Linked DNA regions of Homo sapiens: region 2 is linked to region 1. Evidence: chromatin loops called from intact Hi-C (ENCODE). Cell type or tissue: B cell. All regions are shown on one strand.

What was found. Hi-C counts contacts between places; a loop is a spot of excess contacts. Peaks named below come from ENCODE experiments on the same cell type or tissue, not always from the same donor. Only the 100,000 strongest peaks of a DNase experiment are listed, where the experiment ranks them.
Region 2: it touches region 1 in a loop (19-fold over the local background); 28 of 110 quality-filtered maps call a loop at or near these places.

The regions. Positions count from the first base shown.
Region 1 is chr1:67,487,266-67,492,265 of GRCh38, reverse strand. No RefSeq gene overlaps it. Among named protein-coding and RNA genes, the nearest start is that of LINC01702, 33 kb to the left of the region's middle. In B cell, no CTCF peak of the experiment used is centred here; a DNase peak (open chromatin) is centred at 2,425.
Region 2 is chr1:67,232,312-67,237,311 of GRCh38, reverse strand. It overlaps IL23R (interleukin 23 receptor), which reads right to left. Exons shown (of 11, transcript NM_144701.3): 8 at 510-599. Among named protein-coding and RNA genes, the nearest start is that of IL23R, 68 kb to the right of the region's middle. In B cell, CTCF peaks have their summits at 2,894 and 3,094 (motif pointing left); a DNase peak (open chromatin) is centred at 3,121.

The DNA.
Region 1 (5,000 bases):
CTGATGGGTTCAAGGTTAATTACATGATTCTATCCAACCAGGATTTATCGTGCCCACCTTGCGGAAGAGTCAATTAACCCCTCTTGAGCTTCTGCTGCCTGTGAGGCACTCGTGGACAGTTCCATCTACAGTGCTAAGCTTAATCCTTCTTAGCCACCCTGTGGGTGCATGCTGTTGCTACCCACTTTTTCAGATGAGGCAACCGAGGCTGGAAGAGCCTGAGAAACTAGCTCTAGGCCTCTCCCCTGAGTGGTAGAGAAACCAGGCTTTGAACCTAGGGCTGTCTGACTGCAGGGCAGTGTGCAAGTCACAGCAGGAGCTAGCACCTTGACTTTGTCCTTTAATAACACCTCTCACAATTGTAATTCATCAATTGTATCATCATGAGTTTATTGTCTGCCTTCCTGGCCACACTGTCTGCTCTAGAACGACCAGAGCCATGCCTGTGTCGTCCACAGCTATGTCCTCAGCACCAGCAAATAATGGGCCTGGCACAAAATGGAAACCTGCTTTCATTCATTAAAAGAATTTTTAAATGAATGAATGAAATTAACAAACAAAAATGACATAGATATCCTGCTCTGTAGCATGTGATGATGGTCACATTCTCAGCTCCTTGCTAACTCTCACCTGGCTTGTTAAAATAATTTCCTTATTGTCTCCACATTTCTGCTAATTTTACCCTCCTGCATAAGGGAATAAGCTTGATCTTTCCTTCTTTTTTTTATCATTAAATTACACTGGAAGGCTTGATCTTTCTTAAAAAGCACACTTGAGCGTGTGTGGTGATTCAGCACTTTGGGAGGCCAAAGTGGGAGGATCCCTTGAGCCCAGGAGTTCAAGACCAGTCTGGGCAACATAGCAAGACTCCATCTCTACCAACAACAACAAAAAATAGTTGGACACAGTGGCACACACTTGTGTTCCCAGCTAATCGGGAGGCTGAAGTGAGAGGATCACTTGAGCCCAGGACGTCAATGCTGCAGTGAGCCATCATCATGCCACTGCGCTCCAGCCTGTGAGTGACAGAGTGAAACCCTGTCTCAACAGAAAAAGGGGAAGAAAAAGCACACTCATAGCACATTGCAGGCCTCCTGAAAGTTGTTACCAGTGCCCCATTCCCTGCAGGACAGAGTCTGAGCTACTGGGAAGGGCTTCTAAGGCTATGTGCTTCCCATCTGCCTCTGGAACCTTAGTTGGCTGCTCTGAGGCCCAGGCCTTGCCCCCGGCAACCTCAAGCACTTTATAACACCAGCCTTTCTGAGCTACCTCACTGGTTCCCAACCTTGCTTTCTTTACCAGAAATCTCCTCCCCACCTCCTATCAAACCCCAACCCCATGCCTTGCTTTGTGTGCCTGATAGACGTTAGCTCACTCTTTTTCCCCAGATGTGGTAAAATTCACAAAACATGGGACGGGTGCAGTGGCTCACACCTGTAATCCCAGCTCAGGAGTTTGAGACCAGCCTGGGCAACATGGCGAAACCATGTCTCTACCAAAAATACAAAGAAATATAGCCAGGTGTGGTGGCATGTGCCTGTCGTCCCAGCTACTCCAGAGGCTGAGGTGGGAGGATCACTCGAACCCGGGAGGCGGAGGTTGCAGTGAGCTGTGATCGCACCACTGCACTCCAGCCTGGGTGACAGAGTGGGACCTTGTCTCAAATTTAAAAATAGACAAATAAATAAATCGAAAAGACCCAAGGCTTCTTGGAAGAGGTAGGAATCAAACTGGTCATTGAAAGTCATGTGGGCATCATTCAAAGAGTGGATTTGAGGAGGCACAGAGAGGACCAAGAAAGCACATTAGAGGCCCAGAGAATGAGGCTTGAGCAAACCCTGTGGGAGAAGGGGTGTTGAGCAGATTCTAGAAGGATGTGGCTGAAGCAGAGGACATGTGGGCACAGTTGGAGATAGGCCTGGAAAAGTAGATTGGGACCAAGTGTGTAATGAATCTGTAGTCAATGAGGAACTATGAAATGTGAAAATTGCGGCTGGGCACGGTGGCTCACACCTGTAATTCTTTCACTCTGGGAGGCCAAGGCAAGAGGATTGCTGGAGGCCAGGAGTTTGAGACCAGTCTGGGCAACATAATGAGACCCTGTCTCTCCAAAGAATTAAAAACTTAGCTGGGCATGGTGGCACACACCTGTAGTCCTAGCTACTTGGGAGACGGAAATGGGAGGATTGGGTAAGCCCAGAGGTTTGAGGCTGCAGTGAGCTATGATCACACCACAGCACCCTGGGACAGAGCAAGATCTTGTCTCTACAAATAAATAAATATGATCTGAAAATTGAGTATGAAATACTCAGAATACTGAGATCATGGTTTAGGAAGATAACTGCAGGGTCTACAGGAGGATGGGTTTAAATGGGGAGAGACTAACTACTAGGTTTGCACACTCAGATGCCTACAGAGGGCAGACAAGGAACAAAATTGCAATAGGTACCTGGTCAACTGAACCACACATACCTTCTCATCAGTGGGCTGCCGCTGCTCAGTTCCAGCCAATGCTGCCATGTAGATTATGAGTCCAGTGTTATCAGATTTTTCCATTTTTCAGGGAAAGCCAAACAATACAGATTTTCATGAGATGCTAACTTGTTTAAAATTTTTATTTTTAATTAATTTAATTTAATTTTAATTTTTTAAATTTATTTATTTTTTCTTGGGAGACGGGGTCTTGCCCTGTCATCCAGGCTGGAGTACAGTGGCGCGATCACAGCTCACTGCAGCCTCAAACTCCCTGGTTCAAAGGATTTTCTCACCTCAGCCTCCCAAGTAGCTGGGACTACAAGCACGTGCCACCACACCTGGCTGATTTTTGTATTTTCAGTAGAGATGGGGTTTCACCATGTTTCCCAGGCTGGTCTCAAACTCCTGGGCTCAAGCTGTCTGCCCACCTCGGCCTCCCAAAGTGCCGGAATTACAGGCAAGAGCCACTGTGCCTCGCCCAGGACTCTAACTTTTAAGTATGAACTTGTAAGTTAAAATGACTCTCAGACCACCTGTGTGGAGTCTCTGAGAAAAGAGTAAACTATTTTAATAGTCCAGGAAGAAGTGACCAAGTCCTTATCTAGGGCAGTGGCAATGGGAACCAAACATGGAAACAGACAGCACAAAACCTGGTGGAAGTAGGATCCACTGAATTTGATGACTAACTGGATGTAGAAAATGAAGAAGAAATGTTGAGAAAGACTCTGATGTTTCCAGTCTATATGCCTTAGAGGAAGCTGATGCCCCAGGCAGCTTCATAAAATGGAACAAGAATAGATGTTGAATCAGAGAGAACTAGCTCAAACGCAGCTCTACCACTTACTAGCTATGTGACCTTGAACATGTTACCTAACGTCTCTGAGCCTTGGCTTCTTCGTCCATTATATGAGGTTAATCTGAATGCATCCCTCTTGAGTCATTTATACAGATCAAATGGGGTCATGCACCTAGTGTGCTTAGCACAGAGTGTGGCACATAGTAAGAGCTCAAAGGTTTGTTGTTGAAATTTATTGGCAACATTCCTTTACTCTACGTTCAGCAAGAGCCTCCACTGTTTTCTTTTCTTTTTTTTTTTTTTTTTTTTTTTTTTTTGAGATGGAGTCTCGCTCTGTCACCCAGGCTGCAGTGCAGTGGCACAATCTTAGCTCACTGCAACCTCTGCCTTCCGGGTTCAAGTGATTCTCGTGCCTCAGCCTCCCGAGTAGCTGGGATTACAGACACAAGGCACTGTGCCAGCCTCTTTTTTTTTCTTTTTTAAGAAAAACTCTCACTCCATCACCCAGGCTGGAGTGTAGTGGCATAATCTCGGCTCACTGCAACCTCTGCCTCCAGGTTCAAGCGATCCTCCCACCTCAGCCTCCAGAGTAGCTGGGACTACAGGCACACACCACCACACCCGGCTGTATTTTTTGGTATTTTTGGTAGAGGCAGGGTTTCGCCATGTTGCCCACGCTGGTCTCGAACTCCTAACGTTAAGTGATCCACCCACCTCAGCCTCCCAAAATGCTGGTATTACAGGCATAAGCCATTGTGCCCAGCTTAGGTCATGTCATTTTTGGGTTGGATTTTCTGACATGTGTCACCAAAAGATTCCTAACTGATTTGATTACAACTACTATTACCATGACTTTTCCACTTTGATTCCAAATGATGTCATAGGCTTTGTAGAGTTTAAAGCTGGCAGCCCCTGGGAAGGCTATCTCTAGTGGTGGTACCTCGAAGACGAGGTCCTGTTCTTGGATACCTCTAAGATGAGAGGATGAACAGAACACGTATTTGTGAAAGGTCCAAGGTACTCTGTGAAGGTGCAGTGAACCTGTCAAAGCTCAGCACACCTTACATCAGTTCAGCATACTTTCAGCCCCATTTTGCTTGTTAGAGAATGACTGTATCAAGGAACCAGTGGTGTGAACTGGATTAGTTCACTTATTAAAAACATGTTTTTATGTTTACATTAACTGCCTTCCTCACTAAACTGTCCGCTTTGCATATATGGACTTTCTCATCTTTACAGACTTTGCAGACAGAGAGAGCCTTTGAGATCATCTAGGCCAAAGTTATCCAACGTATAGTAAAGGGGTCACTCTTTTCAAAGTTGAGAAGTGGAGTCAGGCACTGTAGCTCACACCTGTAATCTTAGCACTTTGGGAGGCCGAGGCAGAAGGATTGCTTGAGAACAGGAGTTTGAGATCAGCCCGTGCAACATAGTGAGAACTCATCTCGATTTTGTTTGTTTGTTTGTTTGTTTTTGAGACACAGTTTCACTCTGTTGCCCAAGCTGGAGTGCAGTGGCGTGATCTTGGCACACCTCTGCCTCCCGGGTTCAAGTGATTCTCCTGCCTCAGCCTCCCAAGTAGCTGGGATTACAGGCAGCCACCACCATGCCCAGCTAATTTTTGTATTTTTAGTAGAGACAAGGTTTCACCATGTTGGGCAGACTGGTCTTGAACTCTTGACCTCAGGTAATCTGACTGCCTCGGCCTCCCAAAGTGCTGGGATTACAG
Region 2 (5,000 bases), 250 kb after region 1:
CCCAGCACTTTGGGAGGCTGAGGTGGGTGGATCACCTGAGGTCAGGAGTTCAAGACCAGTCTGGCTAACATGGTGAAACCCGTCTCTACAAAAATGCAAAAATTAGCTGGGCGTGATGGCGGATGCCTGTAATCCCAGCTACTCAGAAGGCTGAGGCAGCAGAATCGCTTGAACCTGGGAGGCGGAGGTTGCAGTGAGCCGAGATTGCACCATTGCACTCCAGCCTGGGTGACAGAACAAGGCTTCGTCTCAAAAAATAAAATAAAATAAATAAAAATTTTAAAAAATGTATACAATCTATTGCAAAAGCCGGCAAAATCCACCTAAGCCACTTCTTACATTCAGTTTTAAGCAGATCTTTGTACTTTGTCTATTATTTTCCTATGGAAGACATAAGGCATATCTTATTGTCCAGAAACTTAACACCTGATGTGATTTTTTCAGTATGATGGGTTAAAATGGGCAATTACTAAAAGACTACTCAAAAAGCCTAAGTTGTATTTTCTTACCAGAAGTAAGGTGCCCTGTAGAGATGGAAGCAACTGTTAGCCCAGAATTCCATGTGTCATGTTGGAATGCTTTTGATGTGACCTGGGGAACTTAAACCAAAAGGAAAGAGTGTCAGTTTCTTACATTTTGCACTCTGCTTGCCAAATTTCCCAACGGAGTTTCTTCCCTTGTTTAGAGATGACTAAAGTAAACCAATAACTTTAATGGGCTTGAAGGGTGGAATAAAAGCAATAGTCTTCGAGTATGTGTCTTTTCTTCTTCTTTTTATTTAATTGGGTAAATCTCAAAGGAGGAAACACTGCAAGGGCAACTATAATCTACCTAGGTTGTAAAACTTCAAGGTGTGTCCACTAATTTCATGAGGCTTCTAGGCAGCAAATACCAAAGAGCTTTATTTTACTGAGCCAGAAAAAACGCATGATAACTAATCTCTATTTGATTCCTTGCAATTGATGGTGCAATAAGGTTCAGATTTCCTTGAGGGTCCCCAAGATGTGTCACTTTTGCCTTTGCACAATCTTTGGGATGCTGTTCACCTTCTCCTGGCTCCTCATAAGAAACCTAATTTTGGTTAGCAGGCACTTTGGTGTTGTAACACCTGGGTGGGATGTCACCAATGACTTCTCTCTGCTCTTTTCTTTTCCTGGCAGCCTGGTCTAGTTATAAAGGCTGTCAGGAAACTGCTAATGAATGATTCTGACCAGGGTGGGGTGAGCAACCCTGGTACCTAACTTTCAGTCTGAACTCAAAGGGGTCCTGGTGCAGCCTTGCCAGTCTCCTCCTTCCTGATAATTAAAAGCTGACAGAAGTGACTTCAAGGACACAATTCTCCCAACTGGCAGAAGACATTTCTGAAGATGGCTCTAAGCCTTGGATCCCTGAGATTGCTTCAAGCCCTGTGTATTCCGTCACTCTGATTTCAGTGCTCAAATTTTTCTTTTAAAAAAATTACTTTTGGGGGCAGGGAGAAATCACAACTTGAGGCTGAGATATCACAGGCTTGTATAAGGAGTAGTGTGGCCCATGTGACTGTCTTTGAGAAAAGTGTCCTACATTTCCAATGAAAAGGTTTCTACGGGGCTTCAGAAATTTTTGAAAAAGGCTGGTCTGGCCAGACACAGTGGCTCATGCCTGTAATCTCAGCACTTTGGGAAGCCAAGGCAGGTGGATCACTTGAGGCCAGGAGTTGAGACCAGCCTGGGCAACATGGTGAAACCCTGTTTCTACTAAAAATACAAAAATTAGCCAGGTATGGTGGTGCGTGCCTGTAATACCAGCTACTTGGGAGGCTGAGACAGGAGAATCACTTGAACCCGGGAGGTGGAGGCTGCAGTGAGTCTAGATCGTGCCATAGCACTCCGGCCTGGGTGACAGAGGGAGACTCCATTTCACAAAAAAAAAAAAAGAAAAAAGAAAAAAGGCTGCTCTGGGTGCAGGCATAAGCGTGAGGAGGGTAGTTTTCTGAGAACAGTGGGTGAGGGATTTTAGAAGATGAAAACATCAGAAAAGCCAAAAGTTATTTCCCGTGTTTTTTGTCCTGGCTTCTCTACAGCAAGAGGAAAATGTTTCACCCGGAATTGTGACAAATCAGAAATTGTTTTTGGCTTCTCAATGCCTCGCTAAGTCTCTTTTGCTCCATGGGTATATGGTTCCACCAAACTCTGAGGGAACAAGGTTATGCCCTGATGGCCAACAGTCAGGTTTATTCATCTAAAGTGCTATCTTTACAGGCCAATGTTCATTTGCAGGGAGCTCAGGCAGGAGTCTGAATCTCCATTATTTTGAAATTTTAAGAATAAAAATACTGGCCAGTTGCAGTGGCTCATGCCTGTAATCCCAGCACTTTGGGATGCTGAGGAGGGTGTCAGGAGTTCAAGATCAGCCTGGCCAATATGGTGAAACCCCATCTCTACTAAAAATACAAAAATTAGCCAGGCATGGTGGCAGGTGCCTATAGTCCCAGCTACTCGGGAGGCTGAGGCAGGAGAATCACTTGAACCCAGGAGGCAGAGGCTGCAGTGAGCTGAGATCACACCACTGCACTCCAGCCTGGGCAACAGAACAAGACTCCATCTCAAAAAAAAAAAAAAAAAAGAGTAAAAATACTACATTAAAAGGTAACACAATTTTCAATTTAGCAAAATCATGGGCTTATAGCATATGCTGCTGTAGTATTTTTGTTTTCACTTTTATTATTTTAAAATTAGCATTTTTAATTTAAAAGTAATATATGGTGTTGTTGGCTTTTAATACAGGTTAATGTAATTCTGTTGTATAAACTACAGGTAGTTATTGGCAATGAAACTTCATTCAGTTATTAATTTGCATCATATAAAAACAATTTTCATATCTGACTAGGGTTTTATTAGCCCTAACAGGGAATAAATACAATCTTCCTTTAGAGTCTATTTGTTATCATAGTTCCAAATCAAACAGGTGCATTAAATTAAAGTCACTTATAAGAGGTGCTTAATCCTCATAGGGAAATTTCACAAGGAATCAGTTATCTAAAATAAGACAATTTATAAACAAAATTGTCAGAGAAGAAATCAAGCCAATGTTAGACATAGGACTGAAACAAAGCTATGTAGATTACATTCTTCATGGAATACTGCCACCACGTGGCTACGTCATTTCTTTTTAAATTATACTTAACATCTTTGACTGTAAAAGCGATAATTAAAGTACAGAAAAATTTTCAACAGGAGAAATTAAAAGGAGAAAAAAAGAACCATCCCTAATCCCATCCTTTTAATCCACCTGCTATTAGTGCTTTATGGTATTTGCAAGTATTTTAACATACAAAAGCATTAGCAAACACAGAATCTCACACACACACACACACACACACACACACACACACACACACACAGCCTTTATGACTGGAAACTGTTTTTTATATCAGTTCTGTCATCAGTGCATTGCCTAATTTGCTAAAAAAAAAAAAAACCTCATGATATCTTACTGTATTTGGTGTTTGTGGTGTTACGTCCATAATGAGACAGTTCCATCCTTGCAACAGAATATTAACTTATGCCTATTAATCTCACAGGACATACTTGAATATACTAAAAAAAATCCAAATTATCTTTAATTTGGGAAGAATTTTTATATAACTTGTACACACTGGCACCAAACTTTAGTCTTACAAGAAGACAATGTGCCTGTGGGAATTTAGAGTGATCTCAAACGAGAAATATGGTTTCTTATTGTTGGACAAAATTTAAAGCATAACAACTATATTTTTTGGCCTACCAAAACACCAGGCTAGTTTAATCAAATCCACTCAAAAGGACCTGGTTTTAGCAATAACGTATTCCATCTGTATTTTAAGGATGATGCCAAATCATCACCTCAGCTCTTCTTTCTACATCAACCGTACTAGTCTGTTTTCACACTGCTATGAAGACATAATCAAAACCGGATTTTTTTTTTTAAGACAGAATCTCCCTCTGTTGCCCAGGCTGGAGTGCAGTGGCATGATCCTGGCTCACTGCAACTTCTGCCTCCTGGGTTCTAGCAATTCTCCTGTCTCAACCTCCCAAGTAGCTGGGATTACAGGAGCATGCCACCACGCGTGGCTTTTTTTTTTTTTTTTTTTTTTTTGGAATTTTTAGTAGAGACAGGATTTCACCATATTGGTCAGACTGGTCTCGAACTCCTGACCTCAGGTGATCCACCTGCTTCAGCCTCCCAAAATGCTGGGATTACAGGTGTGAGGCACCGCACCTGGACAAAACTGGGAAATTTATAAAGAAGAGAATTTTAATTGACTCACAGTTCCACATGTCTGGGGAGGCCTCAGGAAACTTATAATCATGGTGATCGGGGAAACAGGCATGTCTTACATGACAACAGGCCAGATAAGTGCCAAGCAAAGGGGGAAAAGCCCCTTATAAAACCATCATATCTCATGAGAACTTACTATCACAAGAACAGCATGACTGCAACTGCCCCCACCATTCAATTACCTCCCGCGACTCATGGGGATTATGGGAACTACAATTCAAGATGAGATTTGGGTGGAGACACAGCCAAACCATATCATCAACCATGGGGCAAAGTGTGTTTTGTCATCCTTTTAAAGTGACCATTTAATGAGTATTAATTATGTCACAGGTAACATGCTAAACTTTACATGTTTTCTCTCATTTAATCCTCACAACAACCCAATCACACAGACAATATTATTATCCTCATTATACGGATAAGGAAACAAAAGAGTAGAAAGGATAAATAACTTGCTCAAAGTCACCTAGGTAGAGGGTGAAGAGTGGAAATTCCCATCCAGTTCTGACATGTAGTTTGTGCTGGTCACTGATCTCATTAAATTAATAACCTCACTTCCACAGCAGGATGGCTCAGGGTGGGAGGCAGAGTCAGCCCTGCAAGCAGCCTCTCCCAGGATGAGACTTAGCATTGCTCCACTGAGGACTCGCCATGGTGTGTTGGGGCTGCCTGGCCTTGTGGGGCTCTGGACCCCACAAGCC